Regions from separate parts of the Homo sapiens genome. Here region 2 is linked to region 1. The links are chromatin contacts, found by Hi-C or POLR2A ChIA-PET in ENCODE. All regions are on one chromosome and are shown on one strand. Each heading gives the region's core, a stretch centred on a gene start or an enhancer-like site at or near the end of the contact. The rest is flanking DNA. Distances are from core to core; before and after follow the strand shown.

Evidence for each region. A loop is a pair of places that touch in the nucleus more often than their neighbours do. ChIA-PET counts read pairs that join two places held with the same protein, here RNA polymerase II (POLR2A). Pooled maps may share reads with other maps.
Region 2: a loop to region 1 is called in a map of B cell, with 13 times the contacts of the local background. The contact joins two enhancer-like sites. A Hi-C loop is called at or near these places in 1 of 168 maps with a recorded cell type or tissue (B cell), 1 of 37 single-sample maps with no recorded cell type and 6 of 50 pooled maps. POLR2A ChIA-PET finds 5 or more read pairs at or near these places in 4 of 52 experiments (AG04450, GM12878, IMR-90 and 1 more).

Annotation. Positions count from the first base shown.
Region 1 is chr2:25,482,309-25,485,258 of GRCh38, forward strand. It overlaps DTNB (dystrobrevin beta), which reads right to left. Exons shown (of 21, transcript NM_021907.5): 10 at 488-565. Among named protein-coding and RNA genes, the nearest start is that of DTNB-AS1, 63 kb to the left of the region's middle. Within about 2 kb of position 1,468, at least 2 of the 41 ENCODE cell types and tissues checked have a DNase peak (open chromatin) inside an H3K27ac peak, as active enhancers do.
Region 2 is chr2:25,361,478-25,364,427 of GRCh38, forward strand. No RefSeq gene overlaps it. Among named protein-coding and RNA genes, the nearest start is that of DNMT3A, 21 kb to the left of the region's middle. RefSeq lists enhancers at 716-795, 1,066-1,165, 1,216-1,265. Within about 2 kb of position 1,379, at least 29 of the 41 ENCODE cell types and tissues checked have a DNase peak (open chromatin) inside an H3K27ac peak, as active enhancers do.

The sequences.
Region 1 (2,950 bases), core at 218-2,717:
AGAGAGACTCAGGCTTTCCAACTTAAATGTTTATAAATCATACACAGAATGATTCAGGAGAAAATTTTATAAGGGATTAATTCAATTTACACAGTCTAATCAAAGAGCAAAAATGATCTTTGACAAAGAATTCAAAGGCAAAACTGTTGAAACTCACGACTACCAAAATATTGTTTAAGGTTAAAAAAACGGATCTGAAACGTGCCTAATCTGCTCTGACACTGCCACCACTGCTTGTCACAAATGAAGTTTCCACCTGAGGCACCACTGAAAGCCAAACTTCAGTTGCTATATTTGTGAGTCGGTGGGGGAAAAAAGGAAAATAAAAAGTAGAAATTAAGACTAAAAGACGGTCAAAGGAAGAGAAAGCAAACCAGTCCTTTCTGCCCTGTGGAACAACCTGCTTTTCAGGCCTCATTTCTGGCAGGGGCATCGCAAATCAGTAGCAGAGGCCAACACCCAAGTCGAAGGCACAAGACATACGTACCTCTTGGTGGGAGTGGGCACTCCAGAGGACATGTGGCTAACCATGGTGTCATTCATATTAGTCAGAGGGCGAGGAGGACTGAAAGAAAAGACATTTACCTTATATTAATAATGACCAACTAGGGGAAACAAGGGAAACGACGATAAGCATGGTAAGAGCAAAGGGACCAATCATCATTCGCGGTAAGCACAGACGGACCCATGGGGAGGGGGGGGACCCATGGGGAAGGGGAGGCCCATGGGGAGGTGGGGACCCATGGAGGGGGGGAACCCTTGGGGAGGGGGGTAGAAATCGATACTTCAAGCCTAAGTAAATTCAGCAAGAGGTTCTCCCTCACAAAGCCACAGGGCCACTGAGCTGTGGGTACCAGAGATGCAACTGATTATAAGCACACTACTGCAGGACGTAACTTTGGTGGCTTTTGCTTTGTAGTTTTAGTACATAAGAATTTAAATTCTGCCCCTTAGTGAATTTCTCTACATTTTACGTACAAGATTACTAGGTGTCTGGCATTCATTGTATATTACAAAGGTCACAACATCGAGGTGCATGCTGTTCCTGAGATTTGGTTAGAGCTCACTGGTTTCCCTCAGACTTAGTTTGTAAACTTTTAACCAGAACAGACTGTTAAATACCACGTTCAAAAATAAAGACTCTGGAACAAACTTTGATTAATTCTCTACTAGAATCTGAACAACAAATCCAAATTTTACACCTATACCCTAATTAGAATGTTGTCTTTGATAACCCCTAATCCAAATTTAAACTTCAAGGTTAGCATTTTTGGTAACTTGTCTTTAGCTGCAGGTTTTCTAGACTCAGGTCCATTTCTCCTTCTTGTGAAAGTCCTGAAGGAATGAATTCAAGCTTCTCAAAAAGGTGCCAGGTATCTTGCCTTCCAGCCATTCTTCAACCCCTCTCCCTCCCTACCAGGTTCAGCTACAAAAGGGTTCTGTCTTGCATCTGGAACCACATGACTATTGCTAAATACTTAAACTGGAAAATTTCTCACTTCCTCTTTTAAACTGGAAGAAGTACAGTCATGTGCCACACAATGATGTTTAGGTCAATGACAAACCACATACATTATAACAGATTATAATACTGTATTTTTACTGTACCTTTTCTATGTTTAGATACATAAATACCCTTGTGTAACAGTTGCCTCCAGTATTTAGTACAGTCCCATGTTGTACAGGTTTGTAGCTTGGAGGCTACATACATAGAGTGTACTTACACATACTTGGATGGTTTTGCCTGCTGCAAACCTAGGCTACACCATATAGCCTAGGCTACACCATACGGCCTAGGCTACACCATATGGCCTAGGTATGAAGCAGGCGAAACCACCTAGGTTTGTGTAAGTACACTCTCTGATGTTAACACAACACAAAATTGTCTAACAAAGCATTTCTCAGAATGCATCCCCCATTGTTAAGTTATGCATGATTATACTTCTCATATTTGTCTATCAAAAGCATAAAACTGAAGCTGAAAGTCCTTCTCTCATATTTAGGTGCTTGGGAACTAACTACCTTCTGGTTTCTCCTTCCGTTTAAGGACAGAGTTAATTATGTAAAATGTTTCTGGAGAGGTTATACTTAGCAATTCTTTGTGAATATTAAGGGATCACAGGCTTTATTGTTTTGCAGGTTTCATAGTACACTCAAATAAAAGCTCAAGGGGAAATATTTCAGGGAGGGCCAAGGAACCCAGATGTTAAAGAAGGATCTCTTTCTCCATCTATCTATGCACTTTTTTTTCTTCTTAAACCAACTGCATTTCTGTATAGGGATTTTTAAAAATGATTTTTCCATTTAATGGAGAGGATCCGAGATGGAAAGTAATTTGCAGGGAACTGATTTTGGTCTCTTGATTTTTAAGCCATAGTACTATGCTTATTGTTCTACATTCCTCCCTTTGTGTGACATGTCTCTAAGTAAGACATTTAGAATTGAAATATGCCTCTCTAGGCTAGAAGTCAATTCCAAGTTATTTATCTGACTACCTGTCTTCAGACAGATATCCAATTATGTCCCAAACTTTCAAGACTATTAATGCTAGTGGCTGTGCTGAGTTATAGTCAATTAATCAGTTGTTTTAGGTTGACTAATGATCGAAGTGAACACAGAGATTAGCTTGTATTTAGTCCTAAATTTATATTTTTGCCTCTAGTTCTCTTATATCAATTGTCCAACTGAAACAAGGAGACAATCCCTATGAAAGAACCAAATCCAGCACAACAGCTTTCTGGTCCTGGAAATAGAATGGGCTATTCTTTAATGTATTATTATTAGCAATCTATTTCCAAAAGAAGATAAAGACATTTTCACATTGCTTTCAGAACTAATACAGTTACCTGCTATATATATATTTTTTAATTTTTAATAAATAATAGAGACAAGGTCTCACTATGTTGCCTAGGCTGGTCTTGAACTCCTGAGTTCAGGTATCCTCCCACCT
Region 2 (2,950 bases), core at 129-2,628, 120 kb before region 1:
CCACCGCGTCCGGCCAGGCCGCCTTTTAAATTAGGATCAAGGAGCATGGCCTGAAAAAATGATTGTTTTAGTGCCCCGACCCCACGAGGGAGTGCGGGACTGAGACCCCCATCAGGCCACTGAGCAGGGGAGCCAGGACAGCTTGGCGGTCACACCCCGGAGGTCTGGGTGCAGCGCGGGAAGGCTGGGTCCCTTCTAGGATCTCTGGGCCACTAGTCCAGCTGTGGGGACAGTGTCCGAAGCCCCTGCCCCACTGACTGGGGATCCGGAAAAAGGGTGCCACCTCCCCACCCCAGGCATCTACTTTGCTTAATGGAGGCTGAGCCCAAAGAGATGCCATTGAGCACCTAACACCACTATTGCCACTTTTCTGGCCACTTTTCCACATCAAACTCATTCTTTTGGTCAAGTGGGAATAGAAATCAGGGAAAGTTGTGGGGAAAGTCATTTCAAGTAAACAGATTCAAAAGCGCTCGACAGCCCCTCGGCGGCTCCGCTCCGAATAACCCCACCGCGGTCAGCAGGTTTCGGAGCGGAGTCCGGGTCTCCATCGGCTGCAAAAACCAGCGAAGTGGGCGGCTCCGCCAGGCCGAGGACCCAGTGCAGTCGCCGCATTTCGCTCTTCACCCTCCAGGTGGCGCTAGCGGGGGCGGAGCGCATATTTGTATTTGGGGAGGAGCTTCAGAAATGCTGACTGTTGATTGGCTGGGCTCAGTCTCGCTTTCTTTTCTCCTTCCCGGCAGGGCTAGGGAGGGGACCCAGTCCCGGTGCCTGAGCTGCGCAAGAGGAAACGTGTGTGTGGGAATGGGACAGAGGGGACGGGGTTGGCTCACTTGACACAGAAAGAACATTTGGGGCATGGCCCCTGGGTGTGTTCACTCCTCAAGGACAATCCTGATTTCCTGGTTTTTGTTTTTTTAATAAAGGCAATTTGTTAAGTGTATAATGAACTGTGTTTTCCATTTGTCATTCCTTTATAAGACACCTCATAAATTTACACACCAGGAAAATCCTTGGTGGGACCTGTTGATAATAAAGACATCGTTATTTACAAAAGAACGAAGGTGAGGACCTTCTAGACCTCCCTTTTTCATTTTCTTGGTCTCTGAATGTTGTGTTTGTGTTACCAATATAACGATCTGTGGCTGTATTTTATTTGCACATCTAACAACTGATTGTTAAGCTTCCGCTATCTGGCAGGCATTGGGTGGGGTTTCTCTGAGTCAAGAGTGAGGAAAAAAAGAGGGGGAGCTCGTGGACAGGTAGGACAGGCGGCAGCCAGGATCCAGGCTGTGCACGGGGAACATTGAAGAACGCTGCCACGGCCCCGAAGAAGAAGTGGAGCCACGGGGAGAGGAACGGGGAATTTAGAGGAAGTGGGGCCCGAGGGCAGCGGAGCAGAGCCGCTAGCTCAAAAAGCGCAGTGCTGAAGTCACACTGATGTCACTGCAGAAGCCCAGAGGAGCTAAGGAGAGGTGAGATGTTGGGGGATTCCCTAGGGCAGCTGGAGTGGGCCCCTGGCCTTTTGTCCGGTTGGTGGGGAGGAAAGCATTGGAAAGTATAACTTCCAGAATATTTCCTTCTTGCTCAGGACAGAAAGCCATCTCTGGGGCCAGGCGCGGTGGCTCACGACTGTAATTTTAGCACTTTGGGAGGCTGAGGCGGGTGGATCACGAGGTCAGGAGTTCAAGACCAGCCTGGCCAACATGCTGAAACCCCGTCTCTACTCAAAATATAAAAATTAGCCGGGCATGGTGGCAGGCGCCTGTAATCCCAGCTACTCGGGAGGCTGAGGCAGGAGAATGGCTTGAATCTGGGAGGCAGAGGTTGTGGTGAGCCGATCATACTACTGTACTCCAGCCTGGGAGACAGAGTGAGACTCCGCCGCAAAAAAAAAAAAAAAAAAAAAAAAAAAAAAAAAAAAAAAAAGAAGAAATTTTTGCTAAGTGAATAAGGGAAGCAGATGCTTCTTGATCGGTAGAGAAAGCTCCCTCTAGGAGCCTGCACAGAGCCCAGTATCTCTGGCAAAGAATAAATTGTTCGGAGAGGGCTCTCTTTAGTGTAGGGGAAAGTAGCCCCTTTGCCCCGGGAGAAAACTGTGACAAGACCTTGGCGTTTCAAGGGCTTGAAGAAACTGCTCACCCACTGAGGGGGCAAGCAAGTCACAAGTGTGTGTATACCTGGTGGTGAGAGTGAGGTCTGCGAGGTGGTCCTCCCCATCCTGTCCTGCTCCTTACCTGCCATTCCAAGACCAGCCTCCACCCCAGAAGCAGATTTTCCCATGACTTGAGGGCTACAGCCTGGGCAGAGATTTGGCTCAGGGCCCTGGACTCCACCCCTCGACCTCCTTAAGTGGCCCTTTACATGTCTGGGCAGGGGAGACAAATCAGCGCCCCAAGCCTGAGCACCCGTGCCAGGCCTGGGGAGATCCTCAGCCACCTGGCACCGGGCGTGGGGCTTGGGCCCTGGCAGTACCAGGTTCCCTTGTCCCCATCACTGTAGCCTCTCGCCTATGAGTCCAGGTAGGGTCTGGCCAGTGCGGCTCAGTGTGGCTTGACCCACAGTGCCCAGTGGATGGTGCAGACACTAGTGTCAGAGGAAGAAAGGAAAGCAACCATTATTACTCATTTGCTATGTGCTCAGCCCTGCTCCAGGTCTCTTACACATTTTAATATAATCCTTAGAACAACTAAATAGGTTGGAATTATCTTCATTTTATAGATGCAGAGAATAAGGCAGTGACCTGAGGTCACTCTAGAAAGGAGCAGCGTCAGGATTCAAATGAAGGTGTGCCTGCCCTCCAGAACCCATGCTTTTCCATTGAACCCTATAGCTGTCCAGGAAGGCATGGTCCCCAGGGATCCCAGGAACCCTCAGGTACCTCCCTGAGAAGCAGGGCCCCAGACAGGCCTCCAAGAAACAGGGAGGATGAGACAACTCCAGAGAAGAA